Linked DNA regions of Homo sapiens: region 2 is linked to region 1. A link is a loop called in an ENCODE intact Hi-C map of the cell type or tissue named here. Cell type or tissue: IMR-90. All regions are shown on one strand. Each heading gives the region's core, and the rest is flanking DNA. Links, peaks and the distances in the headings are about the cores only. Region 1 has its middle 88 kb from the start of LINC01173. Region 2 overlaps LOC101927896 (a long non-coding RNA gene).

Evidence for each region. Peaks named below come from ENCODE experiments on the same cell type or tissue, not always from the same donor. Only the 100,000 strongest peaks of a DNase experiment are listed, where the experiment ranks them.
Region 2: a loop joins it to region 1, with 2.8 times the contacts of the local background. A loop is called at or near these places in 1 of 110 quality-filtered maps.

The regions. Positions count from the first base shown.
Region 1 is chr2:234,767,932-234,773,305 of GRCh38, forward strand. No RefSeq gene overlaps it. Among named protein-coding and RNA genes, the nearest start is that of LINC01173, 88 kb to the left of the region's middle. RefSeq lists enhancers at 4,372-4,873, 4,874-5,373. In IMR-90, for the core only: no CTCF peak of the experiment used is centred there; a DNase peak (open chromatin) is centred at 2,260; H3K27ac peaks cover 2,524 bases.
Region 2 is chr2:234,871,623-234,876,996 of GRCh38, forward strand. The region is part of intron 2 of LOC101927896 (a long non-coding RNA gene); the gene reads right to left. Among named protein-coding and RNA genes, the nearest start is that of SH3BP4, 78 kb to the right of the region's middle. In IMR-90, for the core only: no CTCF peak of the experiment used is centred there; a DNase peak (open chromatin) is centred at 2,379.

The DNA of each region.
Region 1 (5,374 bases), core at 142-5,141:
GCAGACAACCCCTTGAGATGGTATATGCATGTCCTAGAATGACTATGACAAAGGACTGTAAAACTGGGTGACTTAAAACAACAGAAATTTGTTCTCTCATGGTTCTTGAGATGGGAAGTCCAAAATCAAGGTGTCATATGGCCAAGCTCCATCTTAAGGTCCTAGGGAGGAATCCTTGCTTGGAGGATCTTAGGCAAGAAATAGCACCTGGTGGCTCCAGGTGTTCCTTGATTTATGGCGGCATCTCTCCAACCTCTGCCTCTGTCCTCACACAGCCTTCTGCCCTCTGTGTCTGTGTCTTCATGGGGTATTTGTGTGTTCGTTCTCTCTCTCTCTCTCTCTGTCTTTTCTTATAAAGACACCCGTCACATTGGAGTAGGCCCACTCCAATCCAGGATGACCTCATCTTAACCAATTACATTTGTAGCATCTCTGTCCCCAAACAAGGTCACATTCTGAGGAACCAGGGTTTGGACTCAGACACATCTTTTGGGGACACAATAAACACACTATGATGGTGCACTCATTTTCCAAACTTCTTAGTGACAAAAAGTAAAGTAGTGGTAAAGTCACCACTGCAGCAAATGTCACCCTGGTCAGGCACCAGAGCACACTGCTCCCTGCTTCAAGCCATGCCCTGGAACATCAGGGGAAAGGATGAGATTGGGGTCATGGAAGTCCTCAGACGGGGCTCCCAGAAGAACCCCAGCAGCCACCACAGAAGGGTTACGCCTGCCTTTGCCTCTGGGGCTCCAAGTGCAGGTCCGCCTGAGACAAGACAACACACTCAGATCTAAAAAATCAGTGGAATCCTCTTGTTCCTCTTAGGTTCATGCAAAGCCAATTCAAGAGTCTGGCCAACTCGTTCCTCTCTGAATGAAGTGAGCTTTGGAACATGACCCACCATTTGAGAGTTAGTCATGGGGTGGTGACTGCCAGACACAATTCTACCCCTCCCTTTCCTTTCTAAAATAACCCCAACCCCTGTTGGTACAGCCGGGTACAGAGACAGCCTGCGAGCCCATCCCAGCCATCACAGCAGCAATCACAGGGTTCAGTCCAGGGCTGGCCATGACCCCCGAGCCGTCACCTTTCCCAGGACAAATGCATGTGTGCTGGTAGCAACAGTTGCTCTCTCCTGCAGTTTCAAGTTGGGAGGCTGTGAAGCTGGGACTCGATTCACCCTCTTCCTCCCCTGAGAAGAAGGTTTGCCCTGGTCTCACTGAGGCCCTGGCCCCTGAGCCTGGTTCTGCAGACCTGCTGGCTCTCCATAGCTCCCATGGCGCTCTGTTTCTACTCCTGAGACTTTCAACCTATTTGTACCTTGGTTCTGATACAACCTCCAGTGTCACTCCTATTGAGACTTGCCCATAGAGCTGGCCCTAGAAGTGGACGCCATCTGCCAAGGACAGTCCCCACTCCAGCCACTACCACCTCCCTCCATCACCTGCCCCACAAATACCTTAGGTGTAATACATTTTAAACTAATTTAACATTAATTAAGGCTAGGCACTGTGCTCATGCCTGTAATCCCGCGCTTTTCAAGGCCAAGGTGGGAGGATTGCTTGAGCCCAGGAGTTTGAAACCAGCCTGTGAAACATAGTAAGACCTCACCTCCACCAAAAAGCAAAAAAATTAGCTGGGCATGGTGGTGCGTGCCTGTAGTACCAGCTACTTGGGAGCCTGAGGCTAGAGGATTGCTTGAGCCCAGGAGGTCGAGGCTGCAGTGAGCTGAGATCACACCACTGTACTCCAGCCTGAGTGATAGTGTGAGATCCTGTCTCTAATAAATAAAATAAATTAACAATAATTTTGCTTATCTCCTTAGAATTCAGTTAGTTAATTGGGTAGGCTATTTTTTTTTTTTAAGTTAAGAGAAGTTCAAATGTGGTTTCTTCTGTTCTCCCACTTTGAAAGCCTCCCAGAACTCTTGTTCTTACAGCTGTCCTCAAATCAGGGAGGCATTTCCCATAGATCCTTTGCTGGATATAAATATTTCAGGCCTCACAGTGGATGCCCGTGTAGCTGTTTGAAAGACTCTTTTAAGAGGATCAGATGCGCTTTCTTATGTTTTAGCTTTTGCTCTCTTTTCCTCCCAATAACCTCTGCCCCTCAGCTCATGCCAAGAAGAGCCTGGGAAGCAGAATGAAGTCACAAAAGGAAAATGTGCAGGAGTTGGGAGGGAGGACCCGCACCCCTTTGCAGGGGGTACTTACTGGCTGGGGGAATTCAGCGCTGATAAAAAGAGATCTGTGCTGGGAGGCTCTTCGCCCAGCTGCCGGCTGGGCTGCCTCTCTCTCCACCTTCCCACAGCCTCCCTGAGGCCCTGGCCAGCTGCAGATGCTCACGGCACAGTCAGGCTTTGTGGAACCAGAAAATTAGTGAGTCAAAGGACCAGAGAATTAGAGCAAGTATGTTAATTGGATATGAGTATAGGCCTCAGTGGACGGCTGCCAAGTCCCCTTTCTCCCTGCGCTCTCCATGCCATCCTTACCAGGAGCCCGGAGCTCCCTGCTGTGAGTGCCGCATTAGCCCAGCTCCTACAGCGCGTGATCCTGCACCAGGCCTTGTGTTTGTATCCACTGTCTCCTACTAACCCCACCTAGCAATCCCACCCATCTCCATTCTGAATATAAGCTAAGTGGCTTGTCTACTTTACCCAGCTAGTGCGAGATGGAGCTGGGATCAAGATCAGGTCTGTCTGCCCCACAGCCTGCACTCTGCTTTCTCCTGGGACAGGCCACCAACTTCACTGCGTTACCTGCTGGTGGTCATCATCCTCTTAGCCTGGAGAGTTCCACTTGGAGATGGGTGTAATTGAAAGCCTCCCAGAACTCTTGTTCTTACAGCTGTCCTGTAAGAGCTGTGGCTGGCCCTGCAATGGAGATGACTGAGTGGTAGGGGGCAGGGGTGGATTTTGCCCCACAGGAGAAATTTGGTAATACCTAGAGACAATTTGGGTTGTCCCAACCTAGGAGTGGGGGGTTGCTCCTGGAATCTAGTGGGTAAAGTTCAGGGCTGTTGGTAAAAATCCTACAATGCACAGGACACCTCTTAAACAAATAATTACTCAGCTACAATGTTTCCATCTTGGTGAGGTTGAGAAACCCTGCCCTACAAAATTCTGCCAGAACAAAGTGCCTACCAGCATCCAAAATTAGCCAAAAACATGGCTAAAAGAGAGCAGGGACAGATCTATTTATTCATTCATCTGACCTGTATTTACCGAGTGCCAGCTAGGAGCCAGGCACTCCTCTTACTGCTGGGGGTTTAATAATGAACCAGACAGACAAGTCCATGCCCCCCACCCCCCAACCGGGGCTGATGTTCTAAGAGGGGTTAGAGTGGAAGGCAGAAATAAAATGAATAACAAGACACTGATAAGGGCCATTCCGAGCATTGCAATGGGGTGGTGTAAGGGGTGGGATGAGATGTCTGATTTTGAGCTGGGGGTCAAAGTGGCCCCCTGCAGAGGTGACATTTAAGCTGAGATCTGAACCACAGGAAGTAGTCAGTCACAGACCAAACAGGAGACAGGGCTTCCTAGAAAGAAGAGAGGGTTACTGCAAAATCTTTAAGATGGGGAGGAGCTTGCTGTATCTAAGGAACAGACAAAAGGCTGAAGTAGGACAGGAGGAAGGTAGGGAGGTGGATGGGACAAGATAAATGGGGCTTCTGTATGCCAGCCAGGGATAAGGGGCTCAGAATTTCAGTTCAGTGCAAGGGAATCGGCTAGAGGGTTGGGACAGGAGAATGATGGGCTCTGATTTGCCTTTTCAAAGAATGCTCACTGCTGTAGGGAGAATGAATTAGACGGCTTTAAGGGTTGAATTGTGTCTTCCCAAAAAAGATAGATTGAAGTTCTAGCCCCCGCAGTACTTCAGAATGTGGCCTTGTTTGGAAATAGGGTCTTTACAGAGATGATCAAGTTATAATGCAGTAATTCAGGTGAGCCCTTATACAATACAACTGGCGTCCTTATGAAGAGGGGAAATTGGGACAGAGACAGACACACATAGAGGGAAAATGATGTGAAAATAATGGCAGAAGCCAAGGTGATGCTCCTCTAAGCCAAAAAACTCCAAAGATTGCCAGCAAACCCCCGAGGCCAGGAGAAGGTCCTAGAACAGATTCTCCCTCATGGCCTCAGAAGGAATCAGCCCTGCTGATGCTCTGACCTCGAACTTCCAGGCTCCAGCACCGAGACAGTAAATGCCTGTGGTTTACTCCACCCAGTTGGCGGTGATTTGTTACAGCAGCCCTGACAAACTAACACAATGAGCCAGAAGCAGCCATATCCGTGTAGGTGGTTACCAGGGTAATCCAGGTGGGAAGGGATGATGGCTCGGACAATATGACACAGTGGGGGACAGAGAAGAGCAGAGCTATGACATGTTTCAGAAACAGGACTCGTTTAGAGAGGGGTGAGGGCAGGACAGGAACTAGGTAAGTTCTGTATTTGGCTTCAGCAAAGGAGAACTGGAAGAGAAACGGGTCCAGGTGGGGGATAAGGGAAGCCTTGGAAATGAAGCAGTGGGTTGGGGCCAATTCCATTTCAGTGCACCCTTGACATCTCCTCTGCTCCACCCCCCACACAGCTGTCAGCAGGCAGCTGGATTTAGTCGATGAACTGGAGATCCAAGGACAGGGCTGGAGAGACAGACTGAGGAGTTCCTCATGATTTATTCTAATGGATCCTCCTTCCCACTTGGAGGTTTTCACCACTAACCGGGCCACTGGCAGGGTGAAGGGTGAAATTGCTGCTACAAAGCAGGCTAGGTCAACCCGAAGATTGGCTTGCATACCACTGAGCTCTTCCTGAAAGTAGCAGCCGACTTCTTTTTCTTCTCTCCTCCTGTCCTCTAGAACCAGGATCCCCAACCCCTGAGCCACAGCCACACACCATGGCCTGTTAGGAACTGGCCGCACAGCAGGGAGGACGGCAGCAGGCTAGAAAGCATTCCCGCCCGCGCTCCACCTCCTGTCAGATCAGCAGCATTTGATTCTTATAGGAGCTTCAATCCTATTGTGAACTGCACACAGGAGGGATCTAGGTTGCACGTTCCTTACGAGAATCTAATGCCCACAGCCCCACTCAACTCACCCCACCTCCCCCAGCCAACATGGAAACATGGAAAAATTGTCTTCCACAGTCCCTGGTGCCAAAAAGATGCTGCTCTAGAATAGCCCAGTGCTGGGCTCTGCTGTCCAGTAATGAACTGGAGAGCAGGAATATTGAGAAGAGGCTGGAGGGGGGCAGAGTAATGGGAAGGACAGGGACAAATGCCCATGCTGAGACTGCATCACGCCCACTCTGCAGTGTAAATGGACTTCTCCCCAGAGGAGAACAGACTGCCCTCCAGGACCTTGGGAG
Region 2 (5,374 bases), core at 57-5,056, 100 kb after region 1:
TAAAAAAATTATTTTTTTAACTTATAGAATATAACCAGAGCAAACCTTCAGAGCTGTGGGGCAGGGAAGACTAATTGGTGTTCAAACCACTTTGAAGCTTTTAGTCCAAGGGCAGTAGCATCTCCATAAATGTTGTGAGTATCCAAGGGCCTGATTTCACTCCAAGAATATGATTTGTGCAGTTTGCAAGTTGTTTTCTAATTGTAGGATGTGAAGAACTGTCGGCTAGAGTCTAGATTGATTCTGATGAGAGCCCAGAGACACAAATTCATCTTCACTTGCCCTCCTTGTTTCACGTTTAGATGGCCACAGATTTCATCTCCAAGATATTTTAAAAACACTGTTTTCCCTGTGGTCCCTACCCCGTCATGACCATCCATGTGTCCTCCATTAAATGTAACCAATTTCTGTATCTTTTTGAACTTCAAAATATTTCACAATCAATTGTCTAGATAAACTTACATCTCATTTAAAATGGCATAAAAGGCGAGAGAGAAGCTTGCTTGCTTCTTGAATCTGATTACAAAAAAATTATCAACTATGTAACTTTTTACTTTAAACTACCCAGAGCAGCATGAATGGTATGTCTCAGAAAAGGCAAAAATAATAATATTTCCCAAACTCACTAAGGTAATTATTCCTGCCTTATAAATAACAATACTTGACAAATATAAAACACCTTCACATCAAAGTCACTCACACTGTGTTTAAAAAATTGAGGCTGATATCTCTGGGTCCCTATCTGAATAGCCAGATGCAGTCTCCTGGGGCACGGCAGGGAAGGAAAGAGAAGCAACATTTACTGAGTCTCTCGTGTGTTCTTACATGTTTAACCCCATTTAATTCTCACAGTAACCCGGAAGTTACAATTTTCCTATTACAGAGGAGGTAACTGAGGCTCAAAGAGGTTCTGTACCTTGCCCAAGGTCATTCCTGCTAGCAGAGGCAAGGTTTGAACCCACTTTTGGCTCCCTGCAAGGGGTGTCCCATGTGAGAGATAAAGAAAAGTCCCTCAGGACCTGTCACCTTGAGCAGTAGCCTAACTTCCTGCTGAAAATTCTAGCAGGTGGCCTAGAAATTGGAGAATGAAGCAAGTCAGAGAGAAAGAGAAACATCCATGAAAGAACTGGCAATGGACTGTCTTCAGAATGACCCAACCTTGGTTCTCAAAGGGCATCTGGTTGGGCCTCAGTGTCACTGGTAGGACACAGCGAACACCTGAGGAGGTGTGGCTGGAAGGCACTGGGACTTCAGAATACAGCAAGGCAGGAAAATAAACAGAGCCATGTCCAGTCCAAACTGGAGTAAGGGACTTGAACCCTCAGAAGCTGGCTTGAGCGGTGTCCTGGGGTGTGTTAAGGTCACAGTGGATCCAAGGACAGAAGATAGTGGAAGGTCTTTCTGGGGGAGTCCACAGAAGAGGGTTTGGGGTCAGAGCAGAGGTCAAGATTCAGGGGCAGAACAATGGTGTTCAGCAAGTCAGAGTACAAGCTCAGGGGAGAGGTGGCCTGGACGAGCCCTGTGGTAATTGCAGTGTATTCGTCTGTTTTTAGGCTGCTGATAAAGACATACCTGAGACCGGGCAGTTTACAAAACAATGATGTTTAATGGACTTACAGTTCCACATTGCTGAGGAGGCCTCACAATCATGTCGGAAGGCAAGGAGGAGTCGGTCACATCTTACATGGATGGCAGCAGGCGAAGAGAGAACTCGTGCAGGGAAACTCCCATTTTTAAAACTGTGAGATCTCATGAGACTTATTCACTATCACAAGAACAGCATGGGAAAGACCCGCCCCCATGATTCAATTACCTCCCACTGGGTCCCTCCCATAACATGTAGGAATTCAAGATGACGTTTGGGCGGGGACACAGCTAAACCATATCAAGCAGGTACCCAGCTGCTGGGCTAAGAAGGAAGGGTGGGCAAGGGGTCAGGGCTGGGATTTTCTTTTCCCAGCCCTGTCCCCCAGCATGGTCAGTATTATCTCGGAACCTGAGCAGGACCAAGCCCTCCGGTGCTGTGCCTGGCCTGCTGCGCTGTGTGGCTCTAAGAAGGTAGGGCCTGACCAGAGTCCTCAGGACCCGTGTGGGAAGGCACTGAGCTAGAAAAAAATACACCAGTTGACAAACAGATGGGAAATTAGAAAAGAAGTAGAAATTTCCTGTAACCAAAAACAAATAAGAGCCTGAAACTGAAAGTTGAGGCTTTTTCCTTTGGAAAAGATGTCCCAGCACTGACTTTTTTCCATGACTGGCCATTAAAGAGGCAGGCTGGCGGGGAAGGGGATGTTTCCAGGGCTGGCCCCACCCAGCGTAGTGACAAAGCACAGCCGCTGTTTCAAGCTTGGGGAGAATTTTGGTGCATCCGGCCTAATGCAGTGACTCATGCCTGTAATCCCAGCACTTTGGGAGGCCATAGTGGGAGGACTGCTTCAAGTCAGGAATTCAAGACCAGCCGGAGCAACATAGCCAGATCTCGTCTCTACATAAAATTTAAAAATCAGCTGGATGTGTTGATGTGCACCTCTTGTTCCAGCTACAAGGTAGAAAGATCACTTGAGCCCAAGAGTTTGAGGCTGCAGCAAGCTATGATCACACCACTGCACTACAGCCTGGGTGACAGAGTGAGACCCCATCCCTAAAAATTAACAAAAAAAGTGAAAAATAATTGGTGCATTAAATTGAGAGGATGAAGTGGATTACAGATGTGGAAATAAAAGTACGGAGGCGAGAGGTTGGAAAACACAATGAATGTACAGATAACATTGAGCAAAACAGCTTTTCGGGTGCAGGCTGCACCTCTGGAATTGGGGAAGGAGATGCACAAAGAGGGCTTGTGAGCAGTGCTGGGGTGGGTTCTGAAAACACCCTTCTCAGCCATCACATACTCGCTGCAGGCTGGGCATGACTGTTGAGCTTGCCCCATGATGGAACACAGTTGCTAGCTAGGTGGGGCAAATGGGCTTCTTTCACTGCTCTCCGACAAGACGGTGGCTTCCCAATTAAGCACTGCATCTGCTGAATCATGAGGTCTGAGCGTCCCTCCAAGCAAAAGTGCAGATGCTGCCCCTGCAATACCTGTGTGTCCCAGAATGTTTGACAGGGGGAGATGCCTTGGAGCACTTCCTCAGACAATTTCTGGACAGGATGAGAAAATTCGGCTCGTCAATATCTGCCATTGCTTACAACATACAGGCAAGCATGCTTCCGGGATGTTGAGAAAATAAGAGAACTTCTCTGAATTGCTTTAAAGGAAAATTATTGCCCTCCCTTTCTCTGCTGTCTGGCACTGAAATACTGTTTTCTCCAGTTTGCTACATAGTCCTCTCTTCTGATGTTTATCTTTTTTTTTTGACTAATATTTGTATTGGTAAGAGGTGCTTTGGAATTTGCACACATGAAGAAATAAAGAGCTTTTTTCCTCTACATTTCTAATATTCAGCTGCTCTCTTACCTTTCTTGTCCAGGTATTTTGACTTTTAAATTCTCTAGGTGGTTTCTCTTTCTCTTTCTCTTTCTTTCTTCCTTTCTTTCTTTTCTTTCTTTCTCTTTCTTTCTTCTTTCTTTTCTTTCTTTCCTTTCTTTCCCTCTCTCTCTCTTTCTTTCTTTCCTTCCTTCCTTCTCTCTTTCTTTCTTTCTTGACCAAGTCTCACTCTTTTGCCCAGGCTGAAGTGCAGTAGTGTGATCTCAGCTCACTGCAACCTCCATCTCCTGGGTTCAAGCGATTCTCCTGCCTCAGCCTCTCGAGTAGCTGGGACTACAGGAGTGTACCACCACACCACCTGGCTAATTTTTGTATTTTTTTTTTTTTTTTTTTTGAGATGGAGTCTCGCTCTGTCGCCCAGGCTGGAGTGCAGTGGTACAATCTCGGCTCACTGCAAGCTCTGCCTCCTGGGTTCACGCCCATTCTCCTGCCTCAGCCTCCCGAGTAGCTGGGACTACAGGTGCCTGCCACCGCGCCTGGCTAATTTTTTTGTATTTTTAGTAGAAACGGGGTTTCACCACGTTAGCCAGGATGGTCTCGATCTCCTGACGTCGTGATCCACCTGCCTAGGCCTCCCAAAGTGCTGGGATTACAGGCGTGAGCCATGCGCCTTGCCTAATTTTTGTATTTTTAGTAGAGACAGGGTTTCACCATGTTGGCCAGGCTGGTCTTTAACTCCTGACCTCAGGTGATTTGTCCACCAAGCCTCTGCCTGCCTAGGCTCTGCGAATTATGTAGTCAGTTCTGTTCAGCATTTTCAAAAAATCTCTCCTCTCAGAATTCTGAGGACACGACTCTACTGCCTGCTGGATTTTTATTCTGTGGAAGTCTGAAGCCAGGCCTGACTGGTTGTTTGGGGTTACCTGACTTTTTGTTTTTATTGCGGTTGTTGCTCTTATTTACTTACTGCTCCTATTTACTCTGGGTCCCTTCTTTGTGCCTGAAACATCCAAGTGTCACAAAGCTAAGTCTCGGTGTCCCGCTCTTCTAAATAATTGGACTTTGTTTTAATGAACCTTTTTAACATGAAGGCCAACTCTTTCTTTAGGTCAAGAGCGTTTCTATTTGTTCAGTGTTTCTTTTCCATGTGTTCTGTACTTTCTTACATGTACATGCCACATCCTTAAACTATGGGTCTTTTTTCCTCCCATCATTTTCACTTCCTCATCTTTTTCATACCCTTGACTTTTATTTTTAGGCAGAAGAGTTTGTCACATGTGTCATCTACTTCACTGATCAGGTTTTCTGCAGCCTCGAATCTGTTGTTGCTGCTTCCATCTGGGATTTTAAATTCCACTATTGTGCTTTTTTCATCTTCTCACATTATTGCCTGATCTCGCTGTTCTTTCTCTGCCCATTTGCCTTTCACAGGTGCAATATCTTTCTGCATGTTTTAAGGAACGCATGATAGAAAATTTGTAACATCTCCTTTTTCTTACATAACTGTACTACATCGGAAGACATTTGCTCTGGTTTGTTTTGAAGTCCCTTATTTCATTAATGACATGGTTTGTCTGTGTCCCCACCCAAATCTCATCTTGAATTGTAGCTCCCATAATTCCCACATGTTGTGGAAGGGACCTGGTGGGAGATACTTGAATCATGGGGGCAGTTTCCCCCATACTGTTCTCATGTTAGTGAATAAGTTCCACAAGATCTGATGGTTTTTTAAAGGGTTCCCCTCTCACTTGGTTCTCATTCTCTCTCTTGCCTGCTGCCATGTAAGACATGCCTTTGCTCCTCCTTCACCTTCCGCCATGATTGTGAGGCCTCCTAGCCATGTGGAATGGCGAGTCCATTAAACTTCTTTTTCTTTATAAATTACCCAGTCTTGGGTGTGTCTTTATCAGCAGCATGAAAACAGACTAATAAAATTGACTAGTGATT